Regions from separate parts of the Homo sapiens genome. Here all the other regions are linked to region 3. A link is a contact called in ENCODE Hi-C or POLR2A ChIA-PET data. All regions are on one chromosome and are shown on one strand. Each heading gives the region's core, a stretch centred on a gene start or an enhancer-like site at or near the end of the contact. The rest is flanking DNA. Distances are from core to core; before and after follow the strand shown.

Region 1 (3,045 bases), core at 111-2,610, 2.6 Mb after region 3:
TTGAATACTGATGTGAAGCTATACATTAAGAGAATGATTCTTCAAAGCTCCTTAGACATTAATAACAGATTATTAGTGAGAGTTAATATGTCAGTTTCTAGGATTCCTTTTGATCTTATTGTTGTCCACATGTTTAAAAGATTGAAAAATACTATTTGTGAAGAATGGCTTGAAAGTCTAGATTAGATATACTAGTGACTTTTCCAACACTAACAGTTTACATTCTGGAACATGAAACATATTTCATACTTTAATTCAGTCACCCAACACTGACTATTAAGCATGTTCCTTGTCCTTGAGAAAGTCATAGCTAGGATAAGAGTAGGGACAGGATATAAAGGGACAGATATAAACTTAATAATAACTATAATGTAAATGCGATACATATTTTAAAAGAGGTTAGTCTAACATGTTTATAGAACATCAAAGGCAGATATTGTTATGGCAGAGGATCAGGGAACTGAAAAATAAGTCATGGAACCGTCACCAAGCAATGATGGTTACAACTTTTGTTTGTTGTTTGGTTGGTTTTTGTTTCCTTAAGTTTATTTTTAAATAGAGATGGGATCTTGCTATGTTGCCCAGGCTGGTCTTGAACTCCTGGCCTCAAGCAATCCTCCTGCCTCAGCCTCCTAAAGTGCTGAGATTACAGGCATGAGCCACTGCGCCCGGCCAATGGTTAAACTTTTGAGGGATGAGCCAGAATTTGATGGGCTGTTTTGGGTGGGAAAGTTGCTCCAGGCGGAGAGGTCAGCGTGGACGGATGGAAGGATTTTGTCCTATTCGTTGGAATAAGGAACATTCAGTGGTACACATTGGCTAACGCAGAGGTTTCCAGCCAATGCAATCAGAATCCATTGCCTGCAACTTGTGGCTTGCTGCATGGACAGGCAACAAAAGGCATATGTCCTAGAACAACCTGAGCATGTGGTGTGGTTTAAGTAAGCTTAACCTGAAGGTCCAGTGGTTCCCAAATTTTTCCAGGTGTCAGAATCATTTGAGGAGCTTTTCAAAATAAATTCTCAGCCAACATCCTTCCCCACTACCACCACCCAACCTGACTCAGTGGCCCAGGGCAGGGGAGGATCTTTATTTTTCTAAACATTTTCCATGTGATTAGATGCCACAGGCCCTGGGTGTTTGGGAACCACTGAAGGGGGATGGACCCTGGAAATTGTGCATCATGTTTTGACGTTGTCAGTTCCTGTGACCCAGCTCTTTCCCTCTGTGTGCATCTCCGTGGCCTGAGCTCTTGGGGTTCACCCATAGTTTCAGCCCACAGAGCAGCAGCCCGTGACAGCTGCTCCCAGCTGTGAACACGAGCTGCCCGCCTGGGCTTGCCATTTCTGTTTTTAAGATGGGAAGTCAGAATGGCTTATCTCAACTCTGAGGAAGTCTGAGCCATCAGCAAGAGGTTTTCTCAAATACATGATTTTAGCAGATTATTTTAAGGGTGGGGGAATTTCCCTGAAGTCAAGGGAGGGGAAATTCCCCACCAAGGAGTGATGCTGGGTGGGAGATGCTGGTCGGGAACCAGCTGCTCATTAGCTAGGCAGTGTTGGAGAGTGCCTCATGAAAATAGCTAAATCTATGTCTCCTTGTTGTCAAGTGCCTGATGTTTAAGGGCTGTGTTAGATCTCACCTCCCTTTCATTTAACAGAACACCTCAACCTCCACCCTGTTATCACACCCTCACCAGGACTACCCTCCCCCACTTATCAGTCAGGGGCTTTTTTTTTCCTGATGTCTTCTCTAACTGTATTTGTAACAATCCTTCCAATTTAAAAAAATGACACCTCCTCTATGGCTACCACATTGTTCTCTGTAGTAGTTCCTAAAGCTAAAAGTGGCCAGGGCTGAAAATGGGGACTGGGGCATTCTACTCACTGACAGCTGCAGCCAGGAGGAAAGCAGAGAGGGGGAGGAAAATGAGACATTTGTGTAAGGGATGGACTGGGGAAGGACCAATGCAGCCCCAGGAATCAGGGGCCCCCAGAGGGCAGTGTTTCTAGGAGTGATGGTTAACCATGGTTATTGAACAAGAGCATTATAAATTCACTTTATTACATTTTTGGAATTGATAGTACTCTGTGGAACAGATGTGTTCTCTTGGAATTGTCCCCAGTCAGAGAGGCGCTGATGGTCAGCACGCAGTTTTGATGACCAAGGGTGTGCTCCTTCTACCTGACTGAAGCTGCGGGAAGTGTTGTAGAAAGAGCCTGCTCTGTCTGCTCTCATATTGATTGTATGTAGGCATTTGGGGTTTTAAAACTGATTTCAATTTGGAGCAGTCTTTGCTTCTTGTTTACAAGATCGTTTCCAAAAATGGCTTTTTGGGCAAGGTGCAGTGGCTCACGCCTGTAATCCCAGCACTTTGGGAAGCCAAGGCAGGTGGATCACCTGAGGTCAGGAGTTTGAGACCAGCCTGGCCAACATGGCGAAACCCCATCTCTACTAAAAATACAAAAATTAGCTGGATGTGATGGCACGCACCTGTAATCTCAGCTACTCGGTAGTCTTAGGCAGGAGAATCTCTGGAACCCTGGAGGCAAAGGCTGCAGTGAGCTGAGATCGCGCCACAGCACTCCAGCCTGGGCGACAGAGCAAGACCTTGTCCCTCACCCCTCCCCCAAAAAATGTTTTTTCCACACCAATTTTTTCAACAAAAGAAACTACGGTTGGTGAGAATGTGGAGAAATTGGAACTGTTGCGCACTGTTGGTGGGAATGTGAAATGATGCAGCCATGTGGAAAACAGTATGGAGAGTCCTCCAAAAATTAAAACTAGAACTACCATTTGATCAAGTATGCTAAAGAGTTGTAAGCAGGGTCTCAAAAAGATAGTAGCACATTACTCACAATAGCCAAGTAGTAAAAGGAGCCCAAATGTTCACCCACAAACAGGTAAACAGAATGTGGTGTGTATACTCACAATGGAATATTTTTGGTTTTTTCCTTTTTTAAAAATCAATGGAAGTGCTAACCAAACAATGGAATATTATATAGTGTTTAAAAAGAAGGAAGTTCTAACACTTGGTACACATGA
Region 2 (3,389 bases), core at 264-2,763, 2.2 Mb after region 3:
GACCAAAAACAAATGTCATCTTTATACTGATTTAATTTGATTCAAGCACAGACTACTTCCACTTCCCAGTACAACCTGCCCATATTGCTCTCGGGAATTCTAACTATCGGATTACCAGTGACCATAATGCTAAAAAACTGAATAAGGCTTTTTTTTTTTCAAGGCAAAAATCAATTCTAAAATTTGAAAATCTGCTATCAGTGCCGAATATCATGATACAAAAAGGGAAAAATAAAAGCTAAAATTAGTTATATCTCATCCACCCAAAATCAGGCTTCCCCTCACGTCTTTCTGCTCAGCGCCTACAAGTAGGTCTCTTCACACCAACTATGTTAATACCAACACTACATACCCTTAAGGAAGGTGGTGTAGCAAATTTCACACAAAATAATTTTTAAATAGACAAAACTGATAATGGAGATAAAACAAGAATCACACACTTTAGCTCAGTGCAACAATACCCTAGACTTGTCTTTATAAGGCAATACAGTATAACGAAATTTTAAAAGGCAAAAATAAAAGTAATCCTTAACCTAAAACGGACAAAATGTACAAACTCCAAGTAGAACAGGCATCAGGTAAGTCCTTTCCAACCTTGCCTTCCTCTCACCTTTCACTAGACAACGCAGGCTAGTGACTTCCTGGGGTAAGAAATCAAAGTGACCAATTCCATGGCACTATGGGAAGTGAGACTCGTCTCAACAGAGTTTTGTGTTTTAAAACAAGAAAGCCCAAAGCTTTGAAATAAATTAATTAATAGATGATGGAATTTCAGGTATTAATGAAATTACCATTACTCGACTGCAGGCAGCCGTGTCCTTGCAAAAAGACCATGTGATGCCGCCTGTGAACGCACAGGGATAGGCCTCTTAAGGCAGGACTGTAGCGCTGGAGCTAAAGGGCTTTAGCAGGGGTGCGCCTGAGTGTATGCAGAGGGCGGGTCCTGGCAGGACGAATTCACCGCCACTGCCAGAACGAACTATTCAGATTCACGTGGAGCAAGGGGCTCATGCAGAAGCAGTTCCCGGACCCGACACTCTGGGTAGGAGACCACTAAACCCGGCCCCTCAAAGCAGAGGTGACCTTGCCCTCATCGAGAGCGCACACAAGACGCCACTGTAAAAGGTGGGTTCGCTGCTCGCCTCCTCCCAGGCCCAAACAATCTCGCCCTGATTGTTGCTGGCCGCGCGGAGCAGGGGTCGGCTTAGCTCGGGGACTGAGGGGAGCTCCTCCTGCGCCGCTCACCCGGCGCTCGCCGAACAGGTCCAAGCGGCTGCCCTGGGGCTTGACATTGAAGGCGGCGCCCACGGGAGACCAGCTGGTGCTGACCCTTCGGGCCCGGATCCCGGCTTCGAGGCTTCCCCGGCCCGCCCGGCGGGGCGGCAGAGCTGCTGCTCTGGCTCCCAAGCCGCCCAGCCTTCCGACGCACAGCATTCTAGCACCAGAGCAGTCCCTTCCTCCAACGCAGATCCCTGCCCTGCTGCTTTCGCTGGGAGCGCGCGCTCCGCGTTTCCAAGGCAGCAGCCCACGCCGCCCCACGTGACGGCCCCGCTTCCGGGTCTGGGCGCGGCCTCAGGACGTGGGCACGTTGTCGTCCAGAGAGCAAGAGCGTCGCTCCCCCTCGCCTTCTCGGCCGCCCTCCCGGTTTACCGCCCCCTGTGTCCAGAGTAAGAAAAGGCTAGGGTTGCGCTTCCCTCCCAAGTTGACTAGGGGTGGGCGCGAGTAAAATCATGACATATTCGAATTCCAGTGGACATTAGATATTCTTTGAGAGACGGCAGGTACTTGAGTAAACAAGAAATGCCCACCATAGGCCTGAAGGAGAAGTTTCCCTTTTAACCTACTCTCTTGGTAAATTTATCCTGCACTTCTCTGTTTGGTGTCTCTGTCCGGTAACTTTTTACTCTTGCATAGCTCAGTTAAAAATTTTAGATGGGAAATAGTGAAAGAAGTCTAATGGGATTTTCCCTCCAGGGTTTCAGAATTGCCTGGGACCCGTGAACCCTTTTTTCCTTCCCCTTTCTCTCTTTTGGAATGGATTGTCTACCCTATGCCTGTCTCCCCCTCCAACCCCCGGTCTTTTAGAAGTGGATTAACTCGTCTCGCTTCACAGGATCACAGATGGAGAGACATTTTGCCACACGATGAATCACACAGTAAGTCTCCTCTGTAGCTTATTTAAATGATGTAGATGGTGAGAGGAGTTGATGCGGAAAGTGTTAAGACTTTTGGTAATGTTGACATGGTGCGAAAATGTATTTTGCACATGAGAAGGAAATCAATTTTGGGAACCAGAGGGCAGATTGGGTTGAACTGTGTCTCCCAAAATAGATGCTGAAGTCCTAACCCTCGGTGCCTGTACATGTGACCTTATTTGAAAATATGGAGTTTGCAATTATGATTAAGATGGGTCATACTAGATTAGGGAAGCTGTTCTTGTAAGAAGAGGAAAATTTGGCTGATACAGGAGGAGGACAGCCACCTGAAGATGGAGGCGGGGACTGGAGTGATGCTGCCACCAGCTGCCAGAAGCTGGAAGCAGCAAGGCTGCATCCTCCTGTATCCCCTTTGGAGGGAGGATGGCCCTGCTGCTACGGTGATCTCAAACTTCCAGCCTACAGAACTGTGAGAAAGTCCGTTTCTGTTGTTTAAAGACTCCCAGTTTGTGTACTTTATTAGGGCGATCCTAGAAAACAAGTAGAGATTCATGTCTGGCAAATAATGATCAAACAATGATTTGTTGGATAGAATGGTGATTAAAACCTAGGTTAGAAAATGAGCAAAATGGGAGGGAAAGCACCAGGACAAATAGCTAATGCATGCAGGGCTTAATACCTGCATAGGTGATGGGTTGACAGATGCAGCAAACCACCACAGCACATTTTTATGTAACAAACCTGCACGTTCTGCATATGTATTCCAGAACTTAAAAATACATTTTTTAAAAAAAGACAAAATGAGCAGTGTCTACAGCTTTCTGGAGTGTGACAGCATCACCAGCTTAAAGCTGTTACTAGTACTAAATGGAATAAACATTTCCCTCTAATTTCCCCTTAATGTCCTCAGAAACACAGATGAGGGATACATCTTCATATGACTCCTCAGAGCACTAAAATGATATCAAAACACTCTTCCCACAAGAAATGCACAGACAAAGGATTCTTCAGATAATAGGAATAAGAAATGTGAAATAAATTAGAATAAACCATGCAGCTATTTTAAATATTTACTCCTGGAAAAATAGTAAGTTACATAGAATCAGTTTTGGGAATAACTTTTCCGTTTTCACCTTTTTATGATTATTGTAATAATTGGAGGAATTAATAAAGTAAAACCATCTGAATAAGTTCATCCCAAGCTGATTCTGATGGATGGTCTGGCAGATTTAT
Region 3 (3,178 bases), core at 59-2,558:
GCAACTTTCACCATCTTGACCCGAGAGTCGGGCCGTTTCTAAGACAATGTGAACAAAGAGGAGCAGGGGGAGGGAAGGGGGGCCCCGCGGGAGGGCTGTGGGCGAGTGTGTGTGTGTGTGTGTGTGTGTGTGTGTGTGTGTGTGTGTTGGGGGGCGCCGCGCTCCGCGCCCGCCGCCACTGGGGATCCGGGCGCAGGCAGGCTGTCCCGGGCGCAGAGCGCGCCGCCTCCAGTCTCTCTGGCGGGCCCGGCCCGGCAGGGCCCCTGGCGGCCCCCGGAGGCGGGTTTCTTTGTCCCTGACTCCCGCTGGGCGCGAAGGCCGCCGGCGGCTAACAGAAACCCGAGCCCGCGCAACGGAGCTCAGGCTTCCACGTGCGGCCCCGCAGGGCAGAGCAGGAAGGAGCGGCTGCAGCCCCGGGGCGCCCCGCAAGCATCCAGTGCCCGGCCCTCCCAGCTCCGCGGCGGGCTTCGGACGGTGGAGTGAGACACCAGAACTCGCCTTTCGCTTCCCCGAGCCGATGCACGGCTTGGGATGGCGCCGCTCGTCCTAAGCAGCGTGGTTTGAGGGCGAGAAGACGCCTACTGGAGCGCTCCCCTCCACCCAGACTCCCGAAGACGCGCGCCCGAGTCGAAGTCGGGGACAGAGAAGGTTCTCTGGCGCCCCCCTGCCGACTGCTTTGCGGCCGCCGGGACCCGAGCAGCGGGGCGGGACCTAAACATAGCCCCAACCCAAAGATGCCCAGCAGAACGCTCCAAACAAAACAGAAACGGTGGCCGCATCTGCGTGTGTGTGTGTGTGTGTGTGTGTGACGGGGGAGAGGAGTTGATCTTACCTGAAACATAGTTTGCGCTTCTGTGTGTGTGGCCGAAGAATGGAAGAGAAACTGCCATGGCCATCCGAGTCCATTAAATCAACTCCCCTTCCCTCCGACTCTCTCAACTCAGTCATATTCTATAATACAACGCAAGGTTACAGAGCCCCAGTGAAAACTAGTTTCCCAGTTTCACTCTGACCCTCCATCAATGTAGCCAGCCAGCTAGATTGTAGGTTACCGGCTTCTATTCTGCAGGAGAACTTTGAGTCTCGGGAGACTCAGGGTTTCTTCCTCCCGCCTCTCGCAGTGCATCTTTCATTTGCTTTTCTTTGTAAAGCCAGGGCTCCTCGACTGCCTCCCAGGAAGTCCTGCGCTCTGGCGCGCCGCACCTCGCCTGCCGCAGAGCGGCGCGGGCAGTAAGCCGGGCGCTAGGACCGCGGGGAGCCCGGGCTGCGGCGGCGCTACCTTAAACCCAGCCCAATGCCGCTGCCTGCGCCACTCTGCGCGCCGGCGGGGGCTGCGCAGGAGGAGCGCTCCGCCCGGCTACAACGCTCCGCGAGCCGGCGCGGCAACACCTGTTCGCGGCAGCCTGGGCGGCACGCGAGCTCCCGGACGCGGCTCTCCTCGCTCGCCGCTCGCCACCCGTTCTAAGCCAATGGACATCTGCCGAGCCTCTGGAGAATCCTGGATACTAGCTTTGGACGCCTAAAGTTTCTTCTTCTTTTTGTTTTATTATTATTATCATTTTTTGGAGGGGGGACCGGGAGGGGAGATTTGTCGCCGCCACCAACGTGAGATTTTTTTTTCCCCTTGAAGGATTCATGCTGATGTCTGCAGAGTCGGTTAGAGAGTAAAAACAGCGCATGCCTTCCTGGAGTCAGGATCCGTAAATTCTGACGTAGCCCGTGCATCTTAAAAATCCCTATAATAACGCCTAGGCATTTAAGTTGCTATGGTCATTCTGATCTCAAACCAAATGGAGAAACTACGGATTTTTTTTCCTTATTACGGTCGGATGGGATGAAGACCTTCCTGCCTGCTAAGAGCTGGGGATCTATCTATAGAGATACATAGATATGTTTATCAATATGTCAGTGTGTGAGTATAAAGTGGTGGTTTCTTAGACTATCAGTGGTTTGACCTTGAACCTGTGCCAGTGAAACAGCAGATTACTTTTATTTATGCATTTAATGGATTGAAGAAAAGAACCTTTTTTTTCTCTCTCTCTCTGCAACTGCAGTAAGGGAGGGGAGTTGGATATACCTCGCCTAATATCTCCTGGGTTGACACCATCATTATTGTTTATTCTTGTGCTCCAAAAGCCGAGTCCTCTGATGGCTCCCTTAGGTGAAGTTGGGAACTATTTCGGTGTGCAGGATGCGGTACCGTTTGGGAATGTGCCCGTGTTGCCGGTGGACAGCCCGGTTTTGTTAAGTGACCACCTGGGTCAGTCCGAAGCAGGGGGGCTCCCCAGGGGACCCGCAGTCACGGACTTGGATCATTTAAAGGGGATTCTCAGGCGGAGGCAGCTATACTGCAGGACTGGATTTCACTTAGAAATCTTCCCCAATGGTACTATCCAGGGAACCAGGAAAGACCACAGCCGATTTGGTAGGTATACCATTAACCCTTTAGTGTCCATGAGATGACATGTTGAAATTATAACTACCAAGAAGGTGGTGGCCGGGTGGGGGACGTGGGAAGGGTTCTCCCCTCCTCCCCTCTTTCTCTGTATCTCTGTCTCTCTCTCTCTCTGTCTTGCCAGCTCCGAAAAAAAAATGCCTCCGGAATTGCAGATCTGCTGCTGGCACTGATGCAAGTATACACTGAAAGGCCCCCTACTTTTAATTTAAAGGGGGGCATAATTTATAAATATAATACAAGTTTCCAGTTCTTTTGCATCAGATACACGGGTTTAGGAAGTTTCTTTTGAATGGACTGATTGCACGAGTTTAAAGCTTTAATCATTAACTACTAAGAACTTAATGCAGTTTCTTGAAGGCAGTGGGTATCTTGTGCCCAAATTAAGGTTTTTTTCCTTTCCCCCTTTCCTCTAGTAAGTATACTACTTGAATTGTATATTAAGTGCATTGTTTATTCTCCCCTGTGAGGGTCTGAAAGCCCCATAGGCGAAGGTTGCTGACGGATTGTCCTGTTGGGAGGACTAAAGTCATATTTTAGGCTCCGTGAAAAGCAGGGGCAGAGGCTTGGGGGAAAATGACTTGGGAAGAGGCAGGGCGCTCAGGGGTTTTTGTCCTTCCAGCTATCAAGTGATAACCTCTGCTTTTAAATTTCCATAGTGTGCAGCCCTGTGTAGGTCTCCTGCGTGGCTCTCTGGTGTGAGTGTGTGCGCGCGTGCAAACG

The links. Hi-C counts contacts between places; a loop is a spot of excess contacts on that map. ChIA-PET counts read pairs that join two places held with the same protein, here RNA polymerase II (POLR2A). Pooled maps may share reads with other maps.
Region 1: a map of CD4-positive, alpha-beta memory T cell shows a loop between it and region 3 (13-fold over the local background). The contact joins the enhancer-like site here to the promoter of FGF9 in region 3. A Hi-C loop is called at or near these places in 2 of 168 maps with a recorded cell type or tissue (CD4-positive, alpha-beta memory T cell and naive thymus-derived CD4-positive, alpha-beta T cell), 1 of 37 single-sample maps with no recorded cell type and 9 of 50 pooled maps.
Region 2: a loop to region 3 is called in a map of CD8-positive, alpha-beta T cell, with 13 times the contacts of the local background. The contact joins the promoter of MIPEP here to the promoter of FGF9 in region 3. A Hi-C loop is called at or near these places in 3 of 168 maps with a recorded cell type or tissue (CD8-positive, alpha-beta T cell, OCI-LY7 and naive thymus-derived CD4-positive, alpha-beta T cell) and 10 of 50 pooled maps. POLR2A ChIA-PET finds 5 or more read pairs at or near these places in 2 of 52 experiments (OCI-LY7 and naive thymus-derived CD4-positive, alpha-beta T cell).

What each region holds. Positions count from the first base shown.
Region 1 is chr13:24,273,316-24,276,360 of GRCh38, forward strand. The region is part of intron 4 of SPATA13 (spermatogenesis associated 13); the gene reads left to right. Among named protein-coding and RNA genes, the nearest start is that of SPATA13-AS1, 20 kb to the left of the region's middle. RefSeq lists enhancers at 1,306-1,595, 1,896-1,955. Within about 2 kb of position 1,361, at least 18 of the 41 ENCODE cell types and tissues checked have a DNase peak (open chromatin) inside an H3K27ac peak, as active enhancers do.
Region 2 is chr13:23,887,887-23,891,275 of GRCh38, forward strand. It overlaps MIPEP (mitochondrial intermediate peptidase), which reads right to left and starts at 1,514. Exons shown (of 19, transcript NM_005932.4): 1 at 1,246-1,514. The coding sequence starts at 1,434. PCOTH (prostate and testis expressed opposite C1QTNF9B and MIPEP) reads left to right here and starts at 982. Exons shown (of 4, transcript NR_172510.1): 1 at 982-1,125; 2 at 2,114-2,156. C1QTNF9B (C1q and TNF related 9B) reads right to left here. Exons shown (of 5, transcript NM_001007537.3): 5 at 3,213-3,389. RefSeq lists enhancers at 1,294-1,794, 1,854-1,913.
Region 3 is chr13:21,669,765-21,672,942 of GRCh38, forward strand. It overlaps FGF9 (fibroblast growth factor 9), which reads left to right and starts at 1,309. Exons shown (of 3, transcript NM_002010.3): 1 at 1,309-2,425. The coding sequence starts at 2,149. RefSeq lists silencers at 127-386, 1,167-1,216, 1,237-1,296.